2 separate regions of the Mus musculus genome follow, and region 1 is linked to region 2. A link is a loop called in an ENCODE intact Hi-C map of the cell type or tissue named here. Cell type or tissue: left cerebral cortex. All regions are shown on one strand. Links, peaks and the distances in the headings refer to the core of each region. The heading gives the core; the rest is flanking DNA. Region 1 holds the start of 2300009A05Rik (RIKEN cDNA 2300009A05 gene). Region 2 holds the start of Iqch (IQ motif containing H).

Region 1 (15,088 bases), core at 4,205-6,704, 210 kb after region 2:
CATATCCTCATAAACCCTTACAATTTTCTGTCTTTTCTACTTTGGCCGTTTCCAAGGGTATGTGACGTACTGTAGTGTGACTTGATTCTCTACTTCTCAATGATGGTTGAAATTATGCCTCTTTTACACATTTATTTCATACCAGAATGTCTTCACTTCTGATACGTCCGTTTCTTTCTCTTTCTATTGGATTGTCTTTTCCTTAATGATTTCTAGGAGAGTTATATATATATATATGTATATATGCAAACTGACCACTTGTTAATCTGATGTTAGGTTAATTTTGTGTAGTTCTCATAATTAGTCTTCTGCTGCCATTTAAAAATATAAATAACAGAAGCATTGCTCACCTTTAAGGTAAATCATTAAAAAAAAAATTCTACTTTTATTTTAAAAAGTTAGTTTTTCTGGAAAGATCAGGATTTTTCTGAATAATATAGAGCCAAAGCAGAAAATCCAGGAAACGAAATGGCAGTTTAATTGTCACTGTTTTGCAATACAAAACAACAGCAACAAACCAGTGCTGAAAGCCCAGTGCTCCCCTCCCTACTCAAGAACAGCAAAACCAAGGCAACAAACTAGCTGTGATTCTGTTGTGGTGCCACTTTACCTATGAAACTACTATTAAAAAATTAATTTTATAAATGTTTAGAAATAAACACATTGTGTTTATAATTTTCTTTATATGTTAGAATTCTGTGACAGATTTTGTCTGAAAAAGGGCTCCATTGCTTTTAAAACTTTACTTTGAAAATGACAGTTCTGCTGCAGCTCCCTACCTCCCTTCAATAGTCCTCCTAGCTATTCTGCATATCAAATATATCATGACTTCACCTAATCTTTCTTTAAAAATCGATATCTAATAGAGAATCTTATAAAGTTCAAACTATTTGCATGACTGCAAAACCCCCCTAAATATTTAACATATTTGTGGAATGAACTCAATGTTGACTAACCCAAAACTGGTGACTATAAAAACAAAAATGTTGCTGGAGAGATGGCTCAGTGGTTAAGAGCATTGGCTGCCCTTCCAGAGGACCTGAGTTCAATTCCCAGCTACCACATGGTGACTCACAACCATCTGTAATGGGATCTGATTTCCTCTTCTGGTGTGCATGAAAATGGAGCACTTGTATACACAAAATAAACAAATCTTCTTTAAACATCACACTATTCTACATCCTTCTTGAATTTTCAGCAAATAATTGTTATATAGTTCCAACACAGAGAATTACTTCATTTGCATATGGTACTTTCCAGAAACCTCATCCTATTTACTCATTCTCCCCACAAAAATTGAGGACATATAAGAGTAATGATACTTTAGACATGAGGTTGTATGCTAGCAGAAAGTCTGAGAAATGCTTCCCTTACACTTTCATGGGTAACTGAGATTGTTAAAGGTTGGTGACTGCCAATTCCGGTCCTAGTATTTACTGTGTTCTCAGGAGGGAAGTTTTTCTGAGCTTTAGGGCACTAAATGAGAAAACATAGGACTGCTTTTCGGGTTTTGGGGGTGGTGGTGCGGGGACAGGGAGGCAGTTGAGACTTGCTCTTCTATGTAGCCCAGGCTGGCCTCCACCTCCCCATCCTCACATCTCAGCCTTTTCAGGGCTGTGATTCCAGGCAAGCGCCACATCTGGCTTGGGACCCTATCTTGCACTATCTAGGTAGGATTCAGTCTGGACAGTGAACACGACTGTGAGGACATCTGCACATACGTGCAGTCTGAGGTCACCAAGCGTCCAGCCCGGGCAAAGGCCAGGCCTTGGTGTCAGCTCACTTTCCTGTGCACACCTCAAGCACCTCAGCATCCCTGAGGATTTCCCTGGAGCCCAGCGCCTGACAGCCAGACCGGGTTTGTCGCTGTGGAGGATTGTTTTAACATTGTCTCCCTGCTCCGAGGTTACCTGAGGCCAGAGGTGACAATTTTCCTGATCTGCGCAGTCGCTCCGCCCTCCCGTCCCGTCCTGTGCGCACGCGCCGCACCTCAAGGCGCTCTCACCCGCGCGCTGCCCGCTGGGTGTCCCCCGCCCTGGCCTAGGGTGGTGAGGGGAACACGCATGCGCACACTCGCCTGACCCCGCCCCCAGAGGCCCGGCCCCAGGGGCCCAGGGCCGGCTCCCCGGCGTGCCCCGGCCATGGAGGCCCTGCGGAGGGCCCACGAGGCTACGCTGCGGCTGCTGCTGTGCCGGCCCTGGGCCTCGGGCGCCGCCTCCCGCCCGAAGCCCCGCGCCTCGGAGGTGCTGACGCAGCACCTGCTGCAGCGGCGGCTGCCGCACTGGACTTCCTTCTGCGTGCCCTACAGTGCGGTCCACAACGACCAGTTCGGCCTGTCGCACTTCAATTGGCCGGTGCTGGGCGCCAACTACCACGTCCTGCGCACCGGCTGCTTCCCCTTCATCAAGTACCACTGCTCCAAGGCGCCCTGGCAGGACCTGGCCCCGCAGGACCGCTTCTTCACCGCGCTCAAGGTCATCAACCTGGGTGAGTGGCGGCGCCCTCGTCTGACCCAGGCACTCCTCCATCCCAGGGCGGCCGCTGGCCCACAAGCACGCTGCTCGCTCTCCAGGGCCGGCCCTTCGCATCCCCGGTGGGCTGCTTGCAGCACCCCTGAGGTCGTGCCCTGCCACTGTCCACCCGGGAGAACCCTGCCCAGGGCAGCGAGGAGTGAGTCCCGACAGTGGCTCCGAAGTTGCTTAGCAAGAGTCATTCCCGCGCTCATCACCAAGAGCCTTTGGAGGACAAAAAACTGGACGGACTTTTAAAGTTTCTTTGTCTTTCTGTGAAATCTCAGCAATTGTGTTTTGCTAAAAGCAGTAGGTTCTCTCCAGACATCATATTTTCTCAGGTGCTAGACTTAAAAGATGCTGTCTTTTAAGATCCTTTAGTATCTATATTCCTGAAGATAATCTAATTCTGACGGTCCTCCTGCTAGATGTGTGTGTTCTGTGGTCTAATGGCAGAAGAGTCAATATCACGGATTGTAGATGTGACAGCATTTTATAGATTAGGGAAAAATTCAAGTCCTCAAGATGTTTCGGACCTATTAATAGCTGCTAAAAAAAATATTAACTTAGATGTCAGTCACTCAAACTCTATACAAGGAAGCAGAACCAGTATAATCCAAATAGTTTTTTTTTAAATATTGCTGTCTAGGGATTTATTAACTTTTTTATTAGATTATTTTCTTTATTTACATTTCAAATGTTATCCCCTTTCCTAGTTTCCCCTCCGAAAATCCCCTATCCCCTTCACCCTCCCCCTCCAAATAGTTTTTTTTTTTTTTTCAATCCAAAATTAACACTAAACTCTGTGTAGCCGTACTAGTGTTACATATAGTCTGGTAGTTCATTCAATTTAATAAAGCATGGGCATTTCTGCTTATAATAACTCAAATAGCACTTACGGGATTTTTGAGCCATTGTCCCCCTGGAAAATCCAGGAAGGAGATTATACACCAATGTGTCTCATAACTTGTTTGATCCACTCTATACAGTGTATGTCAACTAATCCTGAGGTTGGTATGAAACTATGGGAAAAGCCAAAATGCTAACAAATTAGATTTGTGAAATGAGTTTATTTTATTATTTTCAGAATTGGCAGGAGTCATTCTTTTCCAAATACTGAGATATAGGTTAGGAAAACTAGTAGGCCAGGAGGAGAAATGGGATGAGGAACTGTGGGAGGGGGACCAGGAGGAGGGCAACAGCTAGACTGTAAAAAAATAAAATTAATAATAAAAGAAACCCTAGCAGGTCAAGCCATAGGTAAACTATATAGGCTGAATCCCTTATATAAAATGTCACAGGTTAAAATAAACATTTCCTTAAAGATACCTGTCATGACTAAGGGTTTATCTTTTAGCTGTAGGTCATTAAGACATCAAAAGAAGAAAAAAAAAAAACACTTCCCACACAGAAAAGTAAAACCTTTTCAGAAATACAACAGATGTAGGGTTTTTTGTTGTTGGTTCTTTCTTTGTTTTTTAATATAAAATAGTGATTTAACAGTGGGCTTTTAGAAAGTCTGTAAGTATAGCAGAGAAAGTGTTCCTGTATGCTGTGCTACAACTTGGCTTACTCTGAAACCCTTTTCTGGACTTTACTAAAAACCAATTTAGTAATTTTGGTTTTTATTTTTTGTCTGAAGTAAGAGAAATATGAATTAAGTAAGAGGATCCTAGCTGGCGAGGGTACAGTTTGCCCATCTGGATCAAGTCCCTGGCTGGGAATAAGAATACAAAGGATTTTATTCCTTGTCTTCCTTTGTAAATGAGTAGTAATCAGAATAATTAATTTTCCATTTTGTGAATACTAAGGATTTCTGTTGACTCATTTGTTCCCTTTCTCCTCCACCTTCCCTTCAGTGGAGCTGACATTTTCCTGATGGTTTATCAGCCTGAGTATCCTGCTGGGAAATAGATTACGATTTAAGGAAAGCAACTCACCACTGGAATGGCTGGGTTATCGGAGCCTTACTATAAAGTTCCAATTGTTTTAAGTTCTTAATTCAACAGTAGTTTACCTACTGTTCAGTTAACTTAAAATGAATGATCATACAAAGAACTGTTTCTCAAGTTTGTTTTGATCTTCAGTAATCTGAATTTTATTATTTCATGGAATCTTAAAGATTTTGATTTCAAAACATACTGACTAAAATTTTTTAATGTGGAAAACACAGAGGCACCAAATCTTCCTCATTTGTGCACTATTCTCTTCATTCTAGGGTGAAAAACCCTAAAAACCTCATTCATTCCAGGAGAGAAACTACAGAATTCTGATTCCCTTATCAATTCTGACCACTATCAATAAGCAAGACTGATAATGGCTCCTGCACGCCATTGTTACTAAACCAATAACCATTAACCAGTTTTTAAATTTTATCTGGGAGAATTTACTTGTATGATTTGTTTTTAAAAGTATATATTTTAAAAGAGTATTTAACTGAAAGCCATGATTAATACCATAAAATATAATTCTCAGGGTCACTACCATTCCACCAATTCAATCTTTAGTGTTGGTTTAAAAGGCATATTATTTTTATCTTACTCCCAGTATGGATAGAAAACTAATAACTGCTTTGAGGGCCTTTTAAAATTCCTCATCCCCAGCGATTTTCAGATTTTGGGTTGGTAGTTTCATATTGCAATTCATTTCTTATTTGAGCTTGTACCCCTCACTCCTCTTTTACTTATGCCTACCTTGTCCTGGTCTTCTCTTGACCCTCTGCCTTCTGACCACATACCACTGGGTTTTTTTTCTTTTTGGATGAGTGATTTGCAAATAGCTCTATCACTATACTTTTTGAGGATTTATTTTTATGACAGTCCCTTGAGACATTTGAGATTCTTTGGGGGTATAACGAGGGCACAGGTCGCAGTGTACTGTAGAAAATTCCATAGGAGTTCTAGGGGATTCTGTGGTAATAAATACCAAATTGAACCTTGGTATGTTCCTAAAGGTAGAAAAATGCCTGAACAGGAGGCATCAGGCTCCCACAGTCCCACAGCCTCACCCACAGTCACACTGCCAGCTGGTGATAGCTCTCCTACTATCTCTGGCATCCCAGAGTGTTCCAACACACTTACTCAAAGGGAGCGTAACGGTGAAGATCGTCCTACAGTGAAAGAAGAAAAAATGAGCAGTTTGATCAGTCTCGAGTGTGTGTTGGTTTCTCTGTTAACTAGAAAGAAAGAGATTTTCCAAATGAGCAGTTATCTTTTTGAATTGTCTTTCGGCCCAGTTCCCACATGGAAGCAATAAAATTAATACTTGTGTAGGGCCTACAATATTTGTTTTTGATCTCTATGCCTGTGGTTTTATATACACACAGATATATATGTGTATTTTTAAATATGTTAATAGGCAGTGATTTTAAACAAGTGCCTTAAAAGATAAGAATTATGGAAGTCTGTTTTGCATCCAACATGCTGTCATATACATATGAATCCATATTTATGGATAGTATGTGTTTAGTTTGATATATAACAACAGCTGTTAAATCTAAAATAAAATGGAAACCTTATTAGTAGCAGTGTTCAGAAAAGGAGAGAAACAGAGATCTGTTTAAGTCCAGGCAGATAAAATAAAATGAGATTGTCTTCAAATCAATTATAAAATCGATAGTGAGAGTGTTTTTTTGTCATGCTGATAACTCTAAAATCTTTTTAAAAGTTGGGTTGTGCCTTAGGTTTTTGAAGACAGTTGTTTAACCCAGTTTCTAAGTCATACAAATATTTCTTTACCCATCAGTGTTCCTATGTAACTTGAAGAATAACCTAGTAATTACTTGTGGACCTAGTAATTTTAGCTTAAGGCCAATAATCAGGGACATTTACAACCAAATTAATGGATATTCTTCCCTATTTGCTTATTTGTGAGAAGAATATAAAATTACTTTATAATTAATTGAAGATAATAAATTAAGCAAATGCTTTACATTAAAATTTCTATCAGTCTTATCTAATGGTTTTAAAAATCTAGGCTCATGTAATTGCGACTATGTTTCATAAAGAGATAAAGTCCAGCTCTGTAGTAATCCTAGTGAGTGTCAGGTCATTTCTGTTTCTAAAGCTTTATGTTAACATTGCTGAAGACTGTTGTTACAGGCTCGGTAACATGACATATGTTAGTACATGATTATAAGTACTGATCTTCTTGAGTAACATGTTCATTTGTTTTCTAGGTATTCCAACTTTATTATATGGACTTGGCTCCTGGTTATTTGCCAGAGTCACAGAGACTGTTCATACCAGTTACGGACCAATAACAATCTATTTTCTAAATAAAGAAGATGAAGGTGCCATGTATTGAAAGTGTGCATTGGAAAACACAAATGTCAATGAATTTGTTCCCCTGTGTGTGTGTATGCAGTATTTATTTTTGATCCTTTAAAATAAAATGCTGGCAAAGCCGTTGTGTTTCTAGAGTGTGTGGTCTTTTTTAAGATGAATCACTTACCCCCAGAACCCAGAAGGAATATATATATATATATATGTATGTATGTATGTATGTATGTATATGTATATATCAATGCCATATATAATAACATTATATATACATATATATACATACATATATATATTTAGCTAATAGGAATTCTAAACATGTGGCTTCACTCCTGATTTCCTAGAATTAGGTTAAATTACAGTTAAAAAATGAGTAGATAAACACAGATTCTATGGCTGGATATTAACAATATAAATTAACTCTGAAAAAAGCATAAGTATCTCCACAAAAAGGGGAAATCATGGTAGAAAGGGGGAAAATATAACGAAGGAAAAGGGAAATGATATTAAATACTTAGTGGAGATGATAGTATATTGTTGACAAATTCAAAATATATGAGAATCTGATTGCAACTAAAAACTTAAGCATTCAGCCTTTAAGATTTTACCTGGAAGGGGTTTGGGCTTTTTTTGTTTATTTGGTTTTGGTGGGGTTTTTTTTGTTGTTGTTGTTTGTTTTGGGTTTTTTTTGTTTTTGGCTAAGCTCTTGTACTATTTATCTGGTCTTAGTGGTAGGGTGCACACCTATAATCCCAGCACTTGGGAGGTAGAGGCAGGAGAATCAAGAATTCAAATTCACTCATAGCTGCAGGGAATCTCCAACATCACCCTAGGCATGAGACCATAACAACAAAAAGAACTCAAGGCCATAGTACTTTTAAATGTAGCTATAGCTCTTGTCAATGTAGATGCAGCAAGATGAGTGAGATTAATACTTACTATTAATAAGTTAAAAAATAGTGCAAAGCTATAAGAAAATCAAGGTCTAGAAAGACCCAGGAAGAGCGAGTTTGATGACTGTTTATGAAAGCAGTGAACTGAAATGGCAACACCCCCACAGATTGACTGACCATGGAGAACGAGCTGAAATTTCAAAAACCTGATACCACTTTTACATTAGAACTTTATTAAGCTAATTGCATTTTTGAAAGCAAAGTCATTAAAAAAATTTATCCTTGGAGATAGTCACAAAATACCCAGATGAATGGTAAATTTCTGAAATTTGGAGTAATTTAGGGAGAACTAAGTAGGACTATTTAATTTCTAAACCAATGGGTGTTTAAGATTTATGATCGCTCTCATAATTACAAGCATACATTATATAGCATTTTATGTTAATGTGTTGCTGGTACTGCAGTGTTTATACATTTTTGTAGGAAAACATTTTACACAGTTTCATCTAACCAACATTTGGATGTTATTTCTGGCAAGTTAATAGAGAAAGTGAACTTCCAGAAATGACTGAGTGAAACCATCATAATAATGGAGTCACACAAACAGGCCCCTCAAATGTATTTATTTTAAATGTGCTACAGATAGGGAATTGTACTAATGTATGTATTGTTCACTTGCCTAAACACAATTCTAAGTAACACTTTAATCAAAGAAGTACTTATGCCAATATATTTAGTCCAAAAAATATGCTTGACACTAGTTAAATGAATGGCTTGCCCAAAGAAGATGGTGTTACATTAAGCTTCATTAATAATAAAACTGACTATTAGCATTTTGCAAGGAAGGCTAGAACTGATTTCTCTGTTAAGGACAAAGTTAAATAACTATAGCTCATAAGTTTTAAGTCAAATACTGCTCATTCGATGCTGCTGATCATGTCGATACATGCTGTAAAGGTTTGGTCTCAACACATGGCTGATAAAATGGTTTTTAATTACCAGACCATAAATACAGCTTTTCAGTCCAGTTGTACCACTTTTGACGTCGGCCTGTTTGATTTCTGATAATGTGTACTGCTGACTCTGCTCACCTGCTTTTCGATAACTGTAGTCAGTGTGACTTCTTGTCTGTATGCTGATAGGTAAGTCTCCTAGGAGAACATCTTTGACAAACTACCCTATTGATCTTGGTAATTCTCTGCTGCTGCTGCAGCAGCAGCATTAAATAGAGCCTTGATTTCTTGTCTGGTGTGTTTGCTGTGTAACAATTAAGCAAATGTAATATTTTCTTGTATTACATGAAAATCAATAGACCTCTTGCTCACATGCAGTTGATCACAGTGAAGGGTAAACCAGTGATAACTAAGGGAAGAGCTCAAAAATTAAAATATGATTCATTGAATGTATTAAACCTTGTAATGAATCTTTTCTTATCAAAGTTGCTTCCCAAGAAACAGCAAATATTTTAAATTTCCTTTCCCCTCCCCCATAAATGTTGCCTGTTGCAGAAAAACACTGTAGCCCAGAAGGGACCGAGTGCTAAGAAGCCAGAAAATTAAGTCTGTTTCTGGCTTCAGGGTTGTCTTTTTGCCTTAAGGCTACTGTCTGTTACTTTGTGTCTCGTTTTTTTGTTTTTGTTTTTGTTTTCCCACCTGCAAGTTGAGAAAAACCATAGGACTTTTCCACCTTAAGACATATGAATATGGCCAGGTGTCTCATCAGGTAAAGGTGCTTTTCATGCGTGCCTGGCAGCCTGAGTTTGATCCCTGGAAATCACATAAAGATGGGAGGACAACCAGCAACCATGGAGTTGTCTTCTGACATTCACACATGTGCACATGTGCACAACACACAGGAATCCTCCCCCCAACACACAATTTTAAAAAGGCTTAAAAAAATATGTATCATGATTATGCTTTTTACTTTTGTCTCAGCTAAATACTTTTTCTATCACACATTTTTTGTTCCTTTTATTTACAAAGGGTTTTATTAACCCTTAGATAGATAGGTAGATAGATAGATAGATAGATAGATAGATAGATAGATAGATAGGTAGAAGGATTTCAAAAGTAAGGTGAGAAGGAAAGGGAGAGACGCTGAAGGCAGTGAGTGTTTATCTGCCCACACTCACTAACCTAAGATGGCAAGGCAAAGTCCAAGTGGACCCTGCCTGACCTTCTTGGTTAATGAAATCATTGACCAGATTTTCTACCTGCAGTTTGTATTTAACAGTATCCAGGCTTGTGATGATGAATAAAATCGTGTCAGTTTCAGGAACATGGGATGCAACTGGATAGTCATTAACTGAAGCCTTCCTCAGACAAATTTCTCATTCATGGTTTCTAGACTTTAGATAGTAACATAGATCATGTATGTAAAAATGAAGTGAAATTGTCTAGGATATTAAAGGGGACTAATGGGAGAAGGGGAATGATTTGGGGATGGATATGCTAACGTTCTCCCTCTGTGCTCCCTCTCTCCTTCTCCCTCATATATATTATATATATCATATATATTATATATATCATATATATTATATAATATATTAAAGTTTTATATTGGGAATTATATATATTGGAGTTTTGGTTGTACATGTGTGTTTATGATATGTGCAGGTTCCCACAAGGGCCAGAAAAGAAAGTGTCAAGTCCCCTGGAGCTGGAGTTATAGGTGGCTGTGCTCCACCTATATTGTTTCCAGGAACCAAATTCTGGTCTGGTGAAAGAGCAATAAGCATTCTTTACTGTGGAGGCATCTCTCCAGAACCTACACACTAGATATGTGATAGATAGATAGATAGATAGATAGATAGATAGATAGATAGATAGATAGATAGACAGACAAATAACTACAGAAACTATCAAGATAAAATAATCCCAGCATAACTTTTAGTGAAGGTGTGAATTTTTTATAGCCTACCCTCTTCTCATTTCACACATATCAATTATGAAGCGCTAAAAGAAATTTCTAGGCAAAATCCTTAGTTCCTATGTAAGCTATAAATTGCTTTAAGAGACATCAACATCTGGTAGTATAAAAGAGGTTGCTGATATTAAAAAAAAAATTCCTGGGCTAGAGGGATCACTCAAGGGTTAAGAGCATTTAATGCTGCTTTTCCAGAAGATCCAGGTTTGAGACCCAGCACCTACATGGAGGATAACAACCATCTGCAACTCCAGTTCCAGGAGATTTGGCACTTGATTCTGGCCTCTATGGGCACTGCACATACACAAGAGATATATACAGGTAAGAAACCTATACAGGTAAAAAAAATCTTAAAATTATAAAATTCTCTTTCTCAGTGACGATGTCTTCATACACAGTGTTATATATCGTGGGTTTTTTGACACATATATTTGGCCACTAACAATGTTTTCCAATTGTTGACAACAGTAAATGTTGAAATACTTTTTAATCATTAAAAACCTATATGGAGGGCTAGAGGGATGGCTCAATAGGTAACGACACTTGCTATACAAGCCTGGTGACCTGAATTCAATCCCCAGAACTCAAATAAAGGCAAAAAGAGAAAATCAATTCCATAAAGCTGTCCTCTGACCTCCGCACAAATGCCCCCCCCCCCCCGTAACACACATACATACACACCAGTAGTAAAACTTTTAAAGCCAAATATAAGAACATTTTCTTTCATGGAATTTATATTTATGTTCACCCAGTACCACAGACACAGCACATCTACATTTCTTCATGAAATGCCTTTAGATCTATTAAAGAGTCATGATGTCTAAGTGTGTGGGGTGACATCAAAGACAAGGGTCTCCATTTCACTTCCCTTGAAAACTAATGCAGAGAACAGAAACCGTATCCCGATGCTAGCAGATCAGGTATCTCCTATATTGGGCACACAGCACTGAGACAGTAATGAGGGAATGACGTTTGGGAGCATCTTAACCTAAACAAGTACTTAGCATTACATCTCACCTGGGTCAACAGTCTAGGGTATCAGAGTTAAACTATGTTACAGTAAATTAATGGAAAATGTAACTGCACTTTGCTGAAAGATCAATGTCCAATAAAGGCTGCACAATCAAATCTTGTTGCAATGATTGAGGCCTTTAATTGCCTTTCAAAGATAAGGTAGTAATCAACACAGCTTTAACTGATCTTTTTCACTAGTTCAATTACATGCTAATGACGAGTGCCAAGTCAGAATCTTTAACTACTTATACTTATTAAATCTTATGTTAGTAATGAAAAATTACTTAAGCTACACAATCAATAGAACACAAATCTTAATTACTATGTTTCACTTTCATACTATTTTATGTGCTTGACAAATTCACATGAGCTTTCTTTAACTGTAAGAAGTGTCACTGGTAGTGTCCAGAGTCTAAAAGTTATTGTTCTAATGCAAATTGGAGGTCAGGCATTCATTTTTCTTCTTTTTCTAATAAAACTGTGGCTAAGATAGCTTTCACTAACCCTTGGCCATTCAGTTACTGATTAGAGATCTGTTCAGCTAATTGAGAATATGAATACAATTAAAAGAAAACAAACATCTTTTTATGTTTTTTAAAAAAATTTCTGTTTATGTGCTTCCTATGCCACATGAGTGCAGGTGGCCTCAAAAACCAGAAGAGAGTGACGTGCCCCTCTCTTGGAGTCACAGGTAGTTATGAACCGTCCAGTGTGGGTGCTGGGAACCCAATAAGGTCCTCTAGAAGAGGAGCATGTCCTCTTGACTTTTGAGCCGGTTCTCTAGTCCTGAGTTATTTTCTATAAGCTTATTTCTAATATTTAGTAAGGTTGCCAAATATTTCATTAGCTTTTTATGGGGAAAAAAAAGGTGTGATTTCACAAAAAATCAGGATGTGAGGACATAACAAATACAAATGTAAAATGGCTGCAAGCACTTGGGACAAGTTTCTTTTTTTTTTTCAAACATATTTTTATTGATTATTTGGGAATTTCACATAACACACCCCAATCACATTGACTCTCCCAGTTCAGTTTTCCTAGACTGCCCCAACCCATGTGACCCCTTCCCAAAAAGGAAGAAAGAAAAACAACAAAACAAGCCACAAGTTCAATTTGTGTTATATATACTCACTGAAGTATGGTCAAACTCCCAATCCCCACCCTCATCCCCACCAGAAGCCATCAATCGACGGGAGCTACGCTTGAGCATCCTTATCATAATTTTTAAGTGTTCTCTTCAGTTGCTTTCTGGCTAGGCCATTTCTTGCAGCAGGGGGGTCGGAGAGGGTAAGGGTTGTCTCAGGAGCTTTTTATGACTTGCTTTCTGAACTGATTTCAGATTATACAGCAATTCTGCTTCTTTGTAGTCATAGAGAACAAAACACATCTGTACAAAAAAACGGAGCATAGATACTATGTTGAAATTATTCATCCAAGCAAAAATATTTCAGCATCGATTGGAGAGGGGTTCACAAGACCCCACCCCTAGCTGAGGAGTTATGGGTAATTGGGGGATGTTGGGAAAGGAGAATCAATTTTCTTTCAGAGAGTATGGCCTGGTAGGATGCCCATTCTCCAGTGGATGGCCAAACAGCATGTTCATGCAAGAAGCATGTAGACTCAGTAAGTTATAAACAAAATAAAAAGTAAAATAGACATGAAGGTGAAGCGGGGCATGTTGGGAGGACTAAGGGGAGAAGGGGAAAGTAGATATAATCAAGATACAGTGTGAACACACATGAAATTGTCAGAGATACACACATTGAGATTTTACAACTAAGCTGTGGTTAATTTAATATTTTGTACATTGCAGAGTTGGAATTTTCAAAACTTTACCTAGGACATCTAGTTTTAATTAAGTAGATAAAAAATCTCACCTGGGACCATTCTTTTAGTAGCATTAAAAAAAAGATCTATTTTGTTGGAGAGTATTTAAAACAAGACCCACGTGAAGTATGAGAAGCAGTAGCAGACGCAGCATCCTTTATTAGGTCCTCGTGGCTGGGTAAGGAATACCAGTGCACACCAGCTCAGGGCTGACATAGGATTGCTCATAGCTATTTTAGTTGTATTCATGTCATCTTAAATACAGTTTATTAACATTGTACTATTCCATTACACCATTAATTTATCTTCAGAGATATTTATAGTATCAATTTAAAAGCTGTAAAACTTCATGGAAAGTAGCTTATACTATAGGGCTTCAACAAACAAGCTTGCCATTTTGAACAGGGACTCACAGGAACTGGACTTCTTACAAGGTTTGGAGTTTCTTGCTGTTGTTCTGGTTGATAGAATTATGAACCTTATAAACTCAGTACTTTTTAGTTAACCTAAATACATAAATCTATTTGGATTCATCTTATGAAAAGAGATATGTCATTAGATATATGATCATTATATGCTTCAGTGATTCATGGGCCTTGTTACATACATGCTTTGTAATGTATGAATTATTTAGTAAGAAAAATCACAATAATTTTGTTGTTACTCAAAAATTTATGGGTTGGCAGAAACAATTATGCAGCCCGGAAGCTGGCGTGTTAAGGTAACATCATTAACTCATGTGGTATGAGTTTTTAGCAGCCGTTTGACATAACCTTTACTGCTGCTGCTAGAACAGATCAGTAATTTTGTATAACAATCTGCCTGTGAACAGAATGCTGAATTGGCTATCCACAAAGTGATTCATTTTACTTTATTTCCATATTAGTACATAATTTAAATCCTACCTAAAAAGTGTCTACCCAAACCCTAAAGAATAAAAACATGCAAAATAATGAATGCTTCCCAAGTACACAAAAGTGCAAAATCACATTTAATAAGAGCAACCATTTCTATTTTTAAAATGTTAGATGCTTAAGAATTGGATGAAAATAATTTATGAGAGTAGATTATCCTTAAAGCCTTTTTTACACATTGTATTACAGCCACTACTAAGAGATAAAGAACAAAATTTTATTTTGGAAGGCAGCAATGCCACAAATGCAATACCAAAGGTCATGATTTTGAACTTTGAAATTTACAAAATGAAGTAGCCAAGAATTTGGAAGTCTGAATATAAACTTAGGCTAGCTCAACTTTAGACTATTTGCCTTGAATGTGTAAGGTTCCACATTCAATCTTAGCAACAACCACAGTACACACACTAATTAGTATCACTAATTAAAACATTTATTTTTATTTTCTATGTAGTGTTTTGCATATATATGTCTTTGTATCACATGTATACCTGGTGCCCACAGAAACCAAAAAAGGATATCAAATCCCCTAGAACTTGAGTTACAGACAACCTTGAGCCACTATGTAGGTGCCAGAAATTTAACCAACATCTGAAAGAACAGCCTGTGCTCTTTAATCGCTGAGCCATCTCTCTAGTCCCAGAATGTCACTAACTTTAAATAATATTTAAAATTCGACAATCATTCATGCACCAAATTAATACTCAATACCAGCAAAGCTGAAG
Region 2 (15,088 bases), core at 4,683-7,182:
TGACAGCTCTGAGGACTTGTGGCAGATCTTGCTGCCCTCATCTCTTCATCTGCTGAAGAAAATAAAGACCTGGAAACAGTGCTGAATGAAACCCGGCTCCAGAGCAGACCAAAGGCTCCACTCAGGTCCTCTCTGGAAGCTGTAGGAAAACCACAGGTTGTGACTCAGTTGCATCCCAGCCCTGGATCAGGAGCCTCCTCTCAGTGACTCAGGAGCCTCTTCTAAGCCTGGAGTCTGTGGATGGAGAAACACTCCCGATCCTGCCGAGCGAGAGTTCTTGTTTTGCCAAGAAGTAACGCTATAAACACTTGCTGAGAGACTCTCCATGGCCAAGTCTGTCCATCAAAAAATTGGGCTTTCTTGTTCCCACTGTTTAGAAACCTGACGACCAGGGAACAAAGGCTTCTAGATTCTGAACACACAAAGCTAAATTGTCCCTGGGCTTGTAGCTCATCAGGGGATGGCTTCCGTAAGATCCACAGGCCTTTGGTTCAATTTCCTGAACCCTGGAGGTGGGGTGGGAGTGTGGCAAGGATGGACAGACAACAGGACACACAAATGTTTGAGTCAACATGTAGGATGTCTGTTGAGATCTCAAAATTAGGCTTAATTATTAAAAAATAAAATAAAAATAAAATAATCTAGGTTAAGAATGCCAAAATTGCTGGGCATGGTGGCATATGCCTTTAATGACAGCCTCAGGAGGTAGAGGTGGGTGGAACTCTGCGAGTTTGAGACCAGCTTGTCTAGACAGTGAGTTCCAGGCCAGCCAGGGCTACAGTGAGACCTTGTTCAAAAAAGGAAATTCAGAGTCAGTAAGCGCTACACTACCAAACACAGAAGGAAGAATTACTGATACACAGAATCCTCAACCCAACGGGATGTCATATTAATATGAACAGATATGTGGCCTACTCACATTAATCCTATACAGTGAACTGACACACAATGTCTCTGCCTTAAATTTAATTAACTGAGAAAAAGAAAAACCCAGAAATTGTTAGACTTAAAGCACAAATGATCTTTTAATGTATATTTAATGCATTACACATACTTCCCATGTTAAATAACGCTCTATTTTAATGTAATATACATTTTCTAGGCAGATTCCCCCCTTTCCATTCATCAATAAATCTTCAACCATCCCAGACAGTAATGAAGCATATTTAAAACTATTTTGTAAGTATTCATTCTTCCTACCACTTCATCCCCCAAAGCAGCCACCTTAAGCAGCCTTTCTGCTTACTATGGAGTAGAGTAACAAAACGTCTCAGCTCTACCTTTCTCTGGGCTAAGACTTGACCATGAACACACACAGCAGCAGTTACTGCCTGAGCACTCTGGGTAAATTAAACCTCGTATTTCCAAACCAGTTTCTTCACCATAAGATGGAAATGCCCTAGCCTACTGTGAGTAGAACTGAAGTAAATTTTATTTTTAAAAAACACAGTTGAGGGTGCCTGGAAAGATGGATTAGAAGTTAAGAGAGCTATCTGATCTTCCAGGAGATCTGAATTCAATTCTTAGGACCTACATGGTAGCTCTCAACTACTTGTAACTCTAGCTCTGAGGGATCCAACATCCAACGCCCTCTTCTGGCTTTCCTGGTATTGCACTCACATGCACACACAGACACACATCTATTAAAAACACTCTTGGGAAGAGTTCTACGTGCACATTTACTACTATCATAATATCTCTAAGTTTCTGAATGTTACTAATTGAAAGAATTTTGCTACAGATGTTCTGGAAGCTTGTCCAGATGTAGAAACAAGGCTGCTAATCCACAGTTGCTGGCTTGGCATCAACTACACCACTCTCTAGGAGTTCTTCTAAGTTCCTCTCAGAGGAATGAGATGTGAGCTCTTAACATTTTCTAATTCTCACAGGTAGAGCACACATTTTTACTACACTCCTCTTGAGGGTGGGACCAGTACCTTAAGACATAATTTTTGTAGCAGTAGCTAGAACAGACACTAGCTCCATGTTTAATAATCATTTATCATAACACACATTTCTAGAATGAAAATATGATGTCCACAAACACACTCCAGGCAGAAAGAACTCTGATGAAGCGCAGTCACTCTCACGCATCACGCAGTCCCCTGCACAAGCTCCTCCAGCATGCTGAGCTTCTAATGGCCTACACTGTGGGACAGGTGAGAGAGCTCAGAAGGCGACAGTGCAGACAGGCCAGATAACCTAAGCTCAGCCTCAGGAATGCATGTGGTGGGATGAGAGAGCTAACTCCGACAAGGTGTCCTCTGACCCTCACAAACAAATAAACAAAAACTTACTAAAAAAAATTGTATATATATACACATATATTCATATACATGCATAAACACACACACATATATATTTTATATATATATATATATATATATATATATATATATATATATATATATATATGCCAAGAAGGCCTCCCCTTAGCTATGTATGTATCTAACTGGAGTACTGCAAGTAAGTCTTACAGTGACAAGAAGTTTTTGACAAAGTCCATGCGGGTTCTTTATCCACAGTCAAGAGTCAAGGCCTACTGATTTTTTTTTTAAAGTGGATTTCTAAAGAACTTGATATTTGATTACAAGATATTTCCACTGTTGGTCAAGAGCAGTAAAGCAGATCAGATACAGAGAGAGTGATGACAGAAACAGGATTCCTCTTCCAGATCAAGGCACATCCCAGTCAATCAGAAACCCGGGTCCTACCTAGACTACAGCCACTCATCGTGGTGGTCTCTGTCTTCCATCCCCAAATTAAATCCATTCCCTGAATAGTGTAACTCCGTCCGTCCGTCTTTAACGCCATCTGAGGCCTCCGTCCCCATGACCTTGTAAGAACTGGCCAGCCCTCTTTCCTGCTTTACTTATTTAAACCATCTGCTGGCTTTTCTGCACTTCCCCTGCTGACGTGTGGAGCACTGATGAGTGGCACCTAATTTTAACAAGAATTAGAGTTTCCTAAGTCACTCTGCATACAGAAACAAAATGGGCTGTTTCGTAGAACTTCACACACACACACACACACACACACACACACACACCAATAATGTTCAAAGTCTCTATTAAAGAACAAAGGAAGAATGCCACCATTTGCTGGCTACTGGTGGTCGATCAGCTCTTTCAAGGAACTGACCACGATTGCCAGTTCTGATCTTTGAGAAACAGGACCGGGCCAGGCACGGCGGGCTCAACACTTGGACAAGTTCAGAGCTGGCCTAGGAGACACACAAGACCTTTTTGGAGGATGAAAGGGAGACAGAGCACCATAGCTATCAGAATATATAATATTCCTGAGCCTGCCTTTGAAAGATCATTCACCTATCACTAATAGGACTCTAAATGCATATACATTTTATTGAAAGTCAGATAAATACAGACCCATAAACGCCTTCAGAAAGGTCTGGTATATTCACTGCATGGATGTACAATAGAAAGTACTTTTTGACTTAGTGTTAAAAAAATATCAGGATGGGGATTAGGGTGTGACTCAGTAGTAGTGCACTTGCTTAACACGTGCAAGGCACTGGAATCCATCATCAACACCACACACACACACACACACACACCAGGCTAAAAACTACATATGAAGTAGAATTATATAATTACAATAATTATAAAATACAGAAAATATGCAGGGGCCCCGGGGAGATGGCAAAAAAAACACCACCAAAATGTCAGCTAACATTTTTTTCTCCATATGCTAAATTTTACTAAATTCAACATGAAGTAGAAGGGGCAAAGATGGGAGACCTGGTGGGAGGGAAGGGGGAGCACTCCCTGGTGGGGGATGGGGGAAGGGGAGCACTCCCTGGTGGGGGGTGGGGGAAGGGGAGCACTCCCTGGTGGGGGATGGGGGAAGGGGAGCACTGCTTAGGGGAAGTAAGAGAATGGCAAAGAGTTTGGTTCTCATTTATGAATGTTGTAACTAAGCTTCTGCCCTAGCAAGGAACTGTCTAAGTGTTCAGAATAAGCAAGTTATAGAATACCCGTGCAGGAACGACAGCATGCCTAATTCTGTCAACAGGTGTAGAAAATAATTACAAACTGCACGATGCTTTACAGGCTCGGCCGCATTTGCAAGCCAGCACCCACGGTCTCCCAGGACACCTCTTCATGTGCCCCCTTTAAGGCTCAGCAAAGCCTGAGTTAAACAGGTGATACGCTTTTATAATAAGGCCAACCACTTATCCAATGCTTGCCACGTGCTGGCCTGTGGCCAAACATAATCCTCAGCCCACAGATAGGAAGATGAAGGGCAGAGGTTCAGTGACTTGCCCACAGTCAGAGCCATAGACCTGGCCAGTGAGCTGCCTCCTCAGCTCTAGCTCACTAGTCTCTCTGACCTACATTTCAGAGCTCATTTTGGGGTGGGGCTGGGGTTTATCTCTGAGGTAGAGTGCCACGCTCAGTATGCACAGAGCAGTGGGACTAAAAAGCAGAAAACACACACACACACACACACACACACACACACACACACGTATATTCGCGTATGCACAACAAAGGCAAAAAAAACAAAACAAAAACAAAAACAAAACCCTGAATTTTATAGCCCTTAGGGTCCAGAAGCAAAAGCACTGGGTGCAGTAACACCTCAAACTCATTTTTTTCCGGGGAACTTTCACCTCAGAAAGAACTCAAGAAATGTAACTGCAAGTGAGGGGGCACCCAACAAATATCATGTACACACAAGTATGCATGTATGTACATTACACACACACACACAATCAAGGGGAGGGAATCAAGAACGCCCACAGCTCTCATCTCTAAGGGAGTAAGCGTTTATTCTGGAGCCAAATATGAGGGATCATGAAAAGGGAACAGGAATCAGGGGTGCCTCAAGTCAAATGTTCCAACGTGGCAATAACAATTCCATGGTGTTCTTATAGGAACAACAAAGCTACATATCAGGATGTTCTAAAAATACATTGAGGGGAACAACAGGTTGGTGGATTACAGCACATCGTGGAAGCCCTTGCTGTAGGCCTCAGACACCAACTGATAAAATTCTTAGCCTTTGGGTTGATGGAAGCTAGGGGGTCTGTTTGCTTATTCCCAAAAGGACTTTACCTGATAGTCAGAGGATATTAGGTCAGACACAGAAGTGGGCAACAAATGGCTAAGAAGGAGACTAGAGACAGTCCACGAGAATCTGGCTACAGTTATTAAAATTCCAGCTCTCCACAATCACAGGAGTTCTGGTCAGTCCATCATCCTGGCAGAACACTAACGCGCGTGCATTTTTTGTTTGTTTGTTTTTTTGTTTTTTTGCTGAGCACTTCAGTTCACAAGAGGAACCACTACCCCAGCAGCAGGGGCATAACCCCCAAACACAACACCGCAACTCCAGCGCCTTACATTCGTCTAAGAGCACAATTTCCGGGGTCTTGAATATCATCTTAGGGGGTGCTTGCCACCACCCCTGAGGCGGGAGGTCAGAAACCGGCCTCACTTTACACAGGCAGAAGGTTAAGCGCCTGGCGCCGAGACCTGCGGAGGAGCCGGAGCCTAGGGCCCAGCTCGGGCAGAGCCCGGGAGAGGTCGCCGGCCCTGCGCCCATGGCTCTGAACTGGGCCTTGCAGCCCGGCTCAGACGTCGGGTTACTCACGTTGCACCAGCCGGTCCCCGGTGAAGGTGGCGGAGCAGCTGGTAACCAGCGCGCAGGGTACACCGGCAGCCATCGCTGCGGCAGAGCGGGTTCCGCGCCGGCGCTGCTTCCGCCTTGGGCCGTACCACTGCAGCGGGCACGCGGGGGAGATGATCCGGGCACGCGCGCTGGGCGGGGCCGCGCGCTGGGCAGCCGAGGCTCCGGCTGGCCCTCACACCCCCCTTCCCCGCTCCTCCAGTGGAGCGCGCCGGTCGCGCGCGCCGCGTTGCTATGGTGACGGGTGCCCGCACCATCTAGGAGCGCTCCGCAGGAGGCCATACCTCCGGAGCCTAGTGTCTTCTGCCCTCCTTAGTCATGGCGCAGGCCCAGGAGGACAGCGACCCCATTGGATCCATCCTAATCCAGGTGGGAAACAGGCCGGGCTGGCGGCCGCACAGACCTCCCCTCGAACCCCGAAACCTGTGATCCCAAGCACCACCATTTATTCTCTCGGCCCTATAGCAGGAAACGCCTACACTTTAGGGCATCATGCTCTGGGGGTTGAACACAGGACATGCTAGCGCCAAGCAAGTGCTTTACCGCTAGGCTGCATCACCTGTCTTCCTTATACTTCGGGCCCAGATGGTCATTGACTGTCTTGGAGCACCCTCTACAATCCAGGCAGGCCTGGAACTTGTGATCCTCCTGCCTCAGCCTCCTGAGTAACTGGGATTATCAATCTGTACTAGCAGGCTGGGGTGCTCAAGGCACCATTTAAAAATAAATTATGAAATGTTTAAAGTCCATCCATGGCTTGGGGATGTGAAGGAGAAACAGATTCATCATTAGGAGGTGGTGAGAAGTTCGAAGAGAACGTGAGCTATGGGACCCGTGCTTCTTAACCTACAATAGTCACTGCTTGCTTGGGAACACACACCCAAGCTTTTTTTAAAATTTTTTTTTCTTCGAGACAGAGTTTCTCTGTGTAGCCCTGGCTGTCCTGGAACTCACTCTGTAGACCAGGCTGGCCTCCAACTCAGAAATCTGCCTGCCTTTACCTCCCAAGTGCTGGGATTAAAGGTGTGCGTTACCAAACATATTTTTAAGATCACCTGGATTACAAAACAACATAAAAAATGAAAACTTGGAGAAATATCTTATTTATAATCTAGGGAGAAAGCTCTCAAAGACTTGACTTCTCCAGTGTAATTCAGTTTGTGACAGTTGAACAATTTTTCTGAAACAGCTAGGTTGGTTTGGTTTTTTTTTTTTTTTTTTTGCTTTGTTTTGTTTTGTTTTTTTCCGTGTTTAGGTATGGGTCCCTTTAAGATGGTCTCACTTTAAGAAGTTCTGTAAGACCCCCGATGCTGGGCCTCTGCTCAAGTCCCGGGATGAGCTGGCCAACACCCCAACATCTCGAGAGAAAACCACACCTGATGCAAACTGCAAGAGGTTTTATTATCAGCTAGCTGAGGACGAAGTCCCTCCACAGTGCAGGGCAGGGGAGTTCGACCCGAGTGGTGACAGTAGGGGGCTTTTAACAGCTAGCTGAGGAATTGGGAGAGGTGTTGGGAAGAGTTGGGAGGAGAGCTGGGAAGAGTTCTTCTCTTCTGGGTGTCCTTGGTGAAATTTACAAGGCAGGTGTGGGGAGTGAGTTCTTTCTGAATTTTTATCTCCGTGTCCTCGGCACAGGAAGGCAGGCATCTCTGGTTGTACAGTATAGAAACAAAAAGGCTTTTTGCTGGCTATAGAGAACAAAGAGCTTCTTTCTAGCTATATTTTTAGAGATCAGGGAAAACAAGCTTGGGGACCGTCCAGGGGCTTTACCTTCCTGGGAGAAACGCTCTAAGTCGGGGTCCCACAGTTCACCATAATTTCTAACTCATATTTAATTGACAAAGGCTTGAGATAGCGTCCTGAACGCTTTAGAATACACATCCTAGTACACCTTTTTCAAAACTCCAGAGTTCCTAAGCCCACTAGCTTCATAGACATCCCCGTTATGAATTGGACCTAAATCTTACCTGTATCACACTCAACAATTTCCCCTGTGGTGAATTTAGCCAAATATAACACCAGCGAGGACAGTCCCCACCCATGTCCTCACTGACACCAACTGCAAGGTCATGTATGAAGCTCTCGAACAACCCTCACGTCAGTTAGGCTGGCTGTGAGCCTATGAGTCCCATGGCACTCTCACATTTTATTTGTGAGAAAGGCTCATGGAAGTCAGAGATGAGCTACCCTGGTGATTAGGATTAAAGTTAGCCAAGGAGAGAGATGCATAGCAGAGTCCAGGGGCCATCCCAGAAGAGGTGTCAGGTATCACCTCCTTCCAGGCACAACGTGTGACATCGTGTGACATCGTATAGAAGCTGGACAACTAGAAGAACTTCCCTGAGCTTTCTCCAGTCAGAGCTGGGATGTTGCTCAAACTCACATGGCCCTCGAGGCTGACTCTGTGAAGACTCCCGTTCCTCCACACGTCACAACAGACACAGGGCAGCTCAAAACCCCACTGTAAATAAACTGTGTTTGTTGTTAGACTGCCTTGTGACTAAAGCATCCAGATACTTATGTCAGGCAGGACATTCCAGAGGTTTAGAGCTCATCTCTGAGTAGCAGAGGGCCAGACCTCTCTTTGAGTACAGTTATGTTTTTCTCTATACAGAGCCCCCTTTTCATTGACACAAAACAACCAGAACACTAGTGGAGACTTGTCCCCAGTCCTGGGATCAGCCAGTTCTTCTCACAGTGACCTGACTACAGGGGCAGTAGTTTCCTGTTCCAGCAAGCCTGAAGCATAGCTTAAAAAGAGAGAAGGAGGGGGCTGGGGAGATGGCTCAGTGGTTAAGAACACTGACTGTTCTTCCAAAGGTTTTAAGTTCAAATCCCAGCAACCACATGGTGGCTCACAACCATCTGTAATGAGATCTGAAGCCCTCTTCTGGGATGTCTGAAGACAGCTACAGTGTGCATACATATAATAAATAAATCAGTCTAGAAGAAGAAGAGGAAGAGAAAGAACTGTGGGGTTCAGTTTTACACCTTCCCTTAAAGTAATTCTTTCCTTCAGGTCTGGAATAGTATAGAACAGTAGCTGTTAACAGTTAAAAGTCTTCGGAGTGCAATCTAGATGTAGTGGCTAAGCTCAAATACCCAGCAGTGAAAGACAACTTCTGACATTGGATTGGATAACTGGAATGGAAAGGCATAACACAGTCATCTCTACATTAGCCGGTGTCCTGCTTGTTTAGGAGGGGGTTACATGAACTTTTTTGTGGGCAGACGCGAACGTGTTTGCTTTCCCCAGATAAGGCACCAAAATAATGATTCTATCCAAATCTCACTTGGTAAAAGTGAGTTTTATTGTGATTGCCTCCATGAGAGTAGGTAACCCCCAAACACTGAATCACCCGAGTCTCACCCCAGCATGAATAGCTTCCTTAAAGTTGCACAGGTGGAGTTTGCTTCAGCCAACCTTCTGCACTGTGTTTACTGCCTCCTCTGGAGAACATGAGGTCACATGTGACTTTCGAAACCTTAACTTCCACTGCATCGGCGTAGACTCCCTGACACTGGGTCAGGTAACGTGGCTAAGCTGATACAGTCAGGGGCCACAAGCATCAACGGGCTAAAGAAACATCCCCTTTGCTGGATCAGCATTGGACTTAAAGGAAAGTACAGGCCAATTTCACACCACAGAGCTTATGGTACCATTTAATACAGGAAGCCAAAGGAGCTCATGCTCCATGGTGTGACAGGGCAGGGTGGGAGGACAGGGAGGGATGACGGCGGCTTTCCTTTACTCTGCGCAGAGGCCTAGGCATCCTTCATCAGCAGGCTCTGACTAGCATCCTTTATCAGCAAGCTGTGACTCTCTTTGGTATGCACATGTAAAGTGCATGAAGAGATAGTGATCTGTTAGAAACTGGACATTCATTTGTAAAATTGTATGGTTTGATTTTTACGGAAGAATTCCATGATAATCAAATTCTCAAAAATTAAAAACAAGTGCTTAGAGCTAGACTAACATTTCACATACATAGAGACCCCTTTCTATGAGTGGAGCCGATCCTCAGATGGAATTCTAGGCAGCTGTCAACTTGGCAGAGTCCAGAGTTATCTATGGAGTCTGACCTATGGGACAGCCCCCATCAGATTGGCCTGTAGGCAGGTCTAAGGTGTTTTGGGATTGCTGACTGATGCAGGAGAGCCTAGCCCACTGTGTGTGGTTGCACCCCTGGGCAGATGGCCCTGGGTTGTGTAAGGAAGCAGGCAGAGCATAATCCAGAGAGAACAGGACAGTAAACAGTTCCTCCATGGCTTCTGTTCCAAGTTGCAGCCCAGCTGGACTTCCTACCTTGTGCTCCTGCCTGGCTTCCCTCCTTGATGGACTGTGAGCAGTAAGATGAAGCAGGCCCTTTCCTCCACAAGTTGCTTTTGGTCATGGTGTTCTCCACAGTAGCAGAGAGCAAAGTAAGGCAGTTGGTACTTTGAGAGAGTAGATCTGAAATACTTAGGTGCAAAGTTAGACTCAAGTAGTACCTGGGTATTATATACTGCTGTACTCAAACTATCTGGGTAACTTGCCAGGAAAGCCAACTGTTAGTTTTTTCCTAGAAGCAGTTGTCAGTATTTGGTTCCATTGTCAGAGCGGGAACCAGAGAACGGCAGCTTCATGGAGTTCTTTTTGGCAATATTCTGCAACTACAACTTCTTTCGCTTTCAGGCTTATAATTGGGATGTTTGTTTGTTTGGTTGGTTGGTTTTTACACTTTTAGCTGACTCTTTCCTCAACTGGTCAGATTAGTGAGATAGCGTAATGGGAGTCATCATAGAGCCAGTATATGGGAGAGCCAGGCTCTCCAGGAAGCTCTGGGCTATGTTGTGGAGTCCTAACAAGCATGTTAGGGGAGCATTAGGCCTCAGTCTGTAAAAGAAAGCCAAGTACAAACCTGTAACGTGATTTGATAAAAGCAGTAATATCCAGTGTGTTGCTCCTTAAGCAGGTTATGTGTGTAGGTCATGTGTGCAGCGGTGTCTTTGTTTCTGAGTATATTTAACGGATGTTCCTGTAATGAAGGATACCTGGTCTTTTCTTTAAATTAGTTTTGGACATTATATTACAAAAGTCCAGCAGATGTATCCTAACACGTAGCTTGGAAACATTGAAGCTAATTGACAGCTTGATATTTTGGCTGACTCTCTTTCACTAGTCCCTATGTGTGACTTATAAGGCACATATAATACCAAAATGAACAAGGTCAAAAGGAACTCCAAGAGAGGAGGTCGAATCAGCCAAATTTGTGCTGAGCAGAGGTGAACAAAATGGATTTTATGTCGGTAATGACTCTGTGACGTCTAGTCTCATGGAGTTTTCGGGATTTACAGCAAATCTTTTCTGCATTAAGTCTTTCAAGGTTTCTATTAGTAATGATTCTGTCCCAGTCTGTCAAAACAGTAATCATTTCTAAGCAGAAAATGTACCGTTAGTAATGTTTTTGCTGTTCATAAAGATAATGGGTGACCTGTAAAATTTCAATATGGGAGATTGGATGTAACTGAAGAAAATATAGAAACATAGAATTTAGCCTCATTACCTGCCAGGTCTGGTGTAACATTTCCCATGGTGCTCGTCTCTAATGCAGTCACCCTTAACAGGGACTTCTTTCCACTTCAAAAATGACAAAATCACCTAGCAAGAACCAAAGGATGCTCTTGAGAAAGATGAAGCGAGCAACTCTGTTCAGCGATACAGTGAAGGAAGCGTCAGCTAGTTACATACAGTGTACACACAGGGGCTTTCAATGCACAGAGCAGAGGCTCCACAGCCTCCTCTGTGGCGAGCCTGTACAAAACACACCACACACTATTTCTCACTCAAATTCTGAAGTAGCTGTTTTCCAGGTGAGAACACTACGCCCGTAGGAGCCTCTGGACCGTTTCCAGGGCCAGGCAGGATTCCAGCTCTCAGGCATCTGGCAGTCAAGTCTGTACTGCTTCATTTTTATGTCCATTACCTCATGTTCGTTTACTAATTCCAAAGAGTAGGGAAATGATTCTGTTCTGGCAAAGGAACTAGAGGAGGTGCTGAAATTTTGAATAACATGAGTGGAAATTGAATGTTTCGAGTTAATGCTAGGAGCTGTGTGCAGCTGCCATTGTTGAGTTCTTCCTATGCATCGGGCCTGTTGCATGTTCTCTCACAACTCTATGAAGGAGTGTTGTCCACACAAGGGGAGAATGGAGGAAAACTAAAACCTTTGGTACCCTGGTGAATAATCCAACTCAGTTTCACTCCCTCACATGGCTGCAAGACATTATCGCAGAAAGGTCCAAGGAAACAGCCAGTTCACTCCTAAGAGGAACCAAAATGTATGCACCCAAAGGACTCACCCTTTGAACTGCCCATTACACTGCACACAGTAGATGCTAAGTTAGATTGCAGCACTGATTTGGACAATCAGAACACACACCTCTTCATCATTGGTCCCTATAGGCAAGCAGGGAGTTTGTTCGGGTACCAGTCTGTGAGCCCTGGAGGTTCTGTGTGACGATTTGAGCAGAGTACAAATAATTTAATAATTTAATGTGTCTGCCAGACTTCAATGCCCATCCGTGAAAAGATGCAAATTCTGCCTCTTGAATATGGCCCTTGGTTCCATGGGCACATCCCCAAGTCAGTAGTATCATAGGCTGGGCCAATGTGAGTCCAGTTATCCTACCAGAGCACAGGTAGACATTTCAAAGTGCCGTTAGCAACCCAGTCTGCAGATTGCTGTTGATGTGCCTGCCGCTGAAACAGGTGTCTGGGTTATGCATTAGCCTAACAAAGTGTTTTCCTTGTGGCAGCAGCCCATGCAATAATCAGTGCCATCTGCATTTATCTGGTTTGGTTTCTAACGTGCACGCAGCGAGTCAGCGCTTCCTTGTGTTACAGTGCCCGTTGGATGCCAGACAGAAGTGTGCTCACCATTTCTAAGGAAAGCACCCACTGGAGGAGGGGCACGTTAAAGCAATGGCATATGCTGCTTTCTTTTCCTCATGGATTATTTCCACTTCTCACTAAGCAAAAACAAAATCCAAGGCACATCTACATAGCTGCCACCTCAGACCAGTGTGGCAGAACCAGCCTGGAGGGAGAGCCACCTGGCCCCGTGGGCGCATTTGTTGTACCTTTCAAAGGTACACTTTCTCAAGAGCCCTTTTTTGCTGGACGTTCCCCGTGTTTTGTTTGTTTGTTTATTTTGAACTTTAACTGGTCTGTAGAGATCAGCATCTGGCTCAGACTTGCTGTCTCTGTTCATCAGCTTTACCCCCGGAGAAAGCAGCAGTCATCCAGGCTGCACTTCAACCTTGTATCTGTTTCTAGTAGCTGCACAAAACAAATGCTACAGAAACCTTCTTATTCAAACTCTGAGGCAATAATCTTCTTAATTCAGACTGTCCTAAAGCCACAGAGGCAGCCCTTTTTAATGACTGCCATAAAGCCATGTGTGCCTAGCAACTCAAGCCTACTGTAGGCCTGTTCATTCAGTAACTGCAGGGCTGGGGGTGTGGCTCAGCTGCTTGCCTAGTCCTGGATTCAATCTCCAGCACTGCATAAAAGCCAGCCTGTGGTGCATACCTGTGATTCCAGTTTCTGAGGGTGGAAGTAGAGGTATAAGGAAGTTCAAGATCATCTGTGGCTTCCTAGTGAAAAATTCAAGGCTAGTCCCAGACTGGGTAAAAGCATGTCTCGAAAACCAACAACAAAACCTCGCAACAGGTAGACAATGTGTGTGTGTGTGTGTGTGTGTGTGTGTGTATATATATATGTGTGTGTGTGTGTATATATATATATATATATATATATACATACATATGTATATATATATATATATATATATATACACATATCTATAATTTTTTTTGCATTCAGGTTCATGAGGACCTTCATCAGTTAAAGGAAAAATTAGTAAAATTCTCAGCCGAGGAGACAAGGAGCACTCTAGACATTCAAAATCTTGAGACAGCAATCCAAAGGACTGAAATGGGGTTAAAGGTAAGTAGAGCCTTGGAAAGCAAGTAAAACACTGAAGAGGAAAGGTCTGGTGGTTCCCACAGGCCCCTCTGCAGCTGGTTAGCAGAGCTTGGCTTAGGGTGGCCACCAGACCTTTCTTCAGATTTCTGCTTGAAACGCAAGTAGCAGAAAGACCTTATTCCATGTTGGCACTGATGGGTCAGATGTCCTTAGCCACGCCCTTTCCTGACTGTGGTACCCAGTTTCAGTTGTGTTGGAGGGCTACAGGTCAATGAAGCTTTAATGTTCAATTGTTCATTATAATTTGGGGACATTTGAAGTAATTTAGTCTTGTGATGCCTAATGCTATCTTAGGCATGCAATAACATAGTGTTTGTGCATTTGGGCTGGTGGGGGCTTAATTACACAATCCAAAAGTATTGACCTAATGAAATGAAGTAAATTAGCTAAGTATCTTACGTCCACCATAATGGCCTAAGCTTTGACTTTTCTGTAACAGATTCACATCGACAAGTATCTAGGTGTTGTAAACCAGGAGGTGTTAATGGCTCCTGTGAAGAAAAGCTTGGAATCCCCTGTCACTTCCAAATGGTAAGTAAAACAGCCATGTTAGAGCTCAAAGTCAGTAACGCCGAGAACCTTCATCTCTTAGGCAAAATTGCTTGAAGTTAGTGTCACAATTTGGGATTCAGGGACACCTGCGTGCAGGGTACTTTCAGGACTACCGCTTGCCAGCAGGGCTGTTGTTTGGGGTCCTAGATTGTATTGTGTTTTGGTGAGAAATAGTTAAAATTCTCCAAGGTAACATTTCAATGAAAATGGGTTGGGTTTTACAGCATTTCAATCACGGGGTACTTTGTTTACAGCTTTGTACTTCCTTCCATATGTGCCTTATGACTAAAGTAATTTGGGGACCGGAGAGATGGGTTAGAAGCTAAGAGTGCATGCTGCCCTTCCAGGGGACCTGGGTTCAGTCTCTAGCATCCACAGTGGTTTGGATCTTCCTGTGACCCCAGCTCCAGGAAATTTGATACCCTCTTCTGGCCTCTGCAGGCACACCTCTGTCCCCTAATACACACAGTGTATAGAATGCATGCCTGTGCATGCACTCACATACATGCAGGTACTCATATAATCCATACAAACACATACATATAAAATAAATCTTAAAAGTAATTTTGGTATCCACAGTAAGCAAGAGAAACACCCATTATGTAATATACACTAAGAGAGGATTGATTGAATTCAAACTAAATTGAAAAGAAGTGCTCTTGCCTGGCCTTGGGCCTCCTCCTAAGGGAATATAGATTACGAGTGGTAGTCGGTCTTAAATCCCTGTGACTTTTCTTTGTGCTTTGCATATGAACCGGGTACACATGACCAATGGTAAGCAGTAGAGCGAGTGTTCTAAACTTCAAGGTAACATGGAACGGTGTGTGTGGACAGAGCCAAGTCTCAGTGCTGAAC

What was found. A loop is a pair of places that touch in the nucleus more often than their neighbours do. Peaks named below come from ENCODE experiments on the same cell type or tissue, not always from the same donor. Only the 100,000 strongest peaks of a DNase experiment are listed, where the experiment ranks them.
Region 1: it touches region 2 in a loop (3-fold over the local background); 3 of 42 quality-filtered maps call a loop at or near these places.

Annotation. Positions count from the first base shown.
Region 1 is chr9:63,386,275-63,401,362 of GRCm38, reverse strand. 2300009A05Rik (RIKEN cDNA 2300009A05 gene) reads left to right here and starts at 2,119. Exons shown (of 2, transcript NM_027090.1): 1 at 2,119-2,487; 2 at 6,688-6,916. The coding sequence starts at 2,142. The coding sequence ends at 6,815. Gm16759 (a long non-coding RNA gene) reads right to left here and starts at 2,046. Exons shown (of 5, transcript XR_003948339.1): 1 at 1,911-2,046. In left cerebral cortex, for the core only: no CTCF peak of the experiment used is centred there; a DNase peak (open chromatin) is centred at 5,559.
Region 2 is chr9:63,593,300-63,608,387 of GRCm38, reverse strand. Iqch (IQ motif containing H) reads left to right here and starts at 5,895. Exons shown (of 22, transcript NM_001311098.1): 1 at 5,895-6,021; 2 at 13,520-13,642; 3 at 14,121-14,212. The coding sequence starts at 5,971. It overlaps Aagab (alpha- and gamma-adaptin binding protein), which reads right to left and starts at 5,742. Exons shown (of 10, transcript NM_025857.3): 1 at 5,617-5,742. The coding sequence starts at 5,689. In left cerebral cortex, for the core only: a CTCF peak has its summit at 6,152; DNase peaks (open chromatin) are centred at 5,016 and 5,830; H3K4me3 peaks cover 1,852 bases; H3K27ac peaks cover 1,151 bases.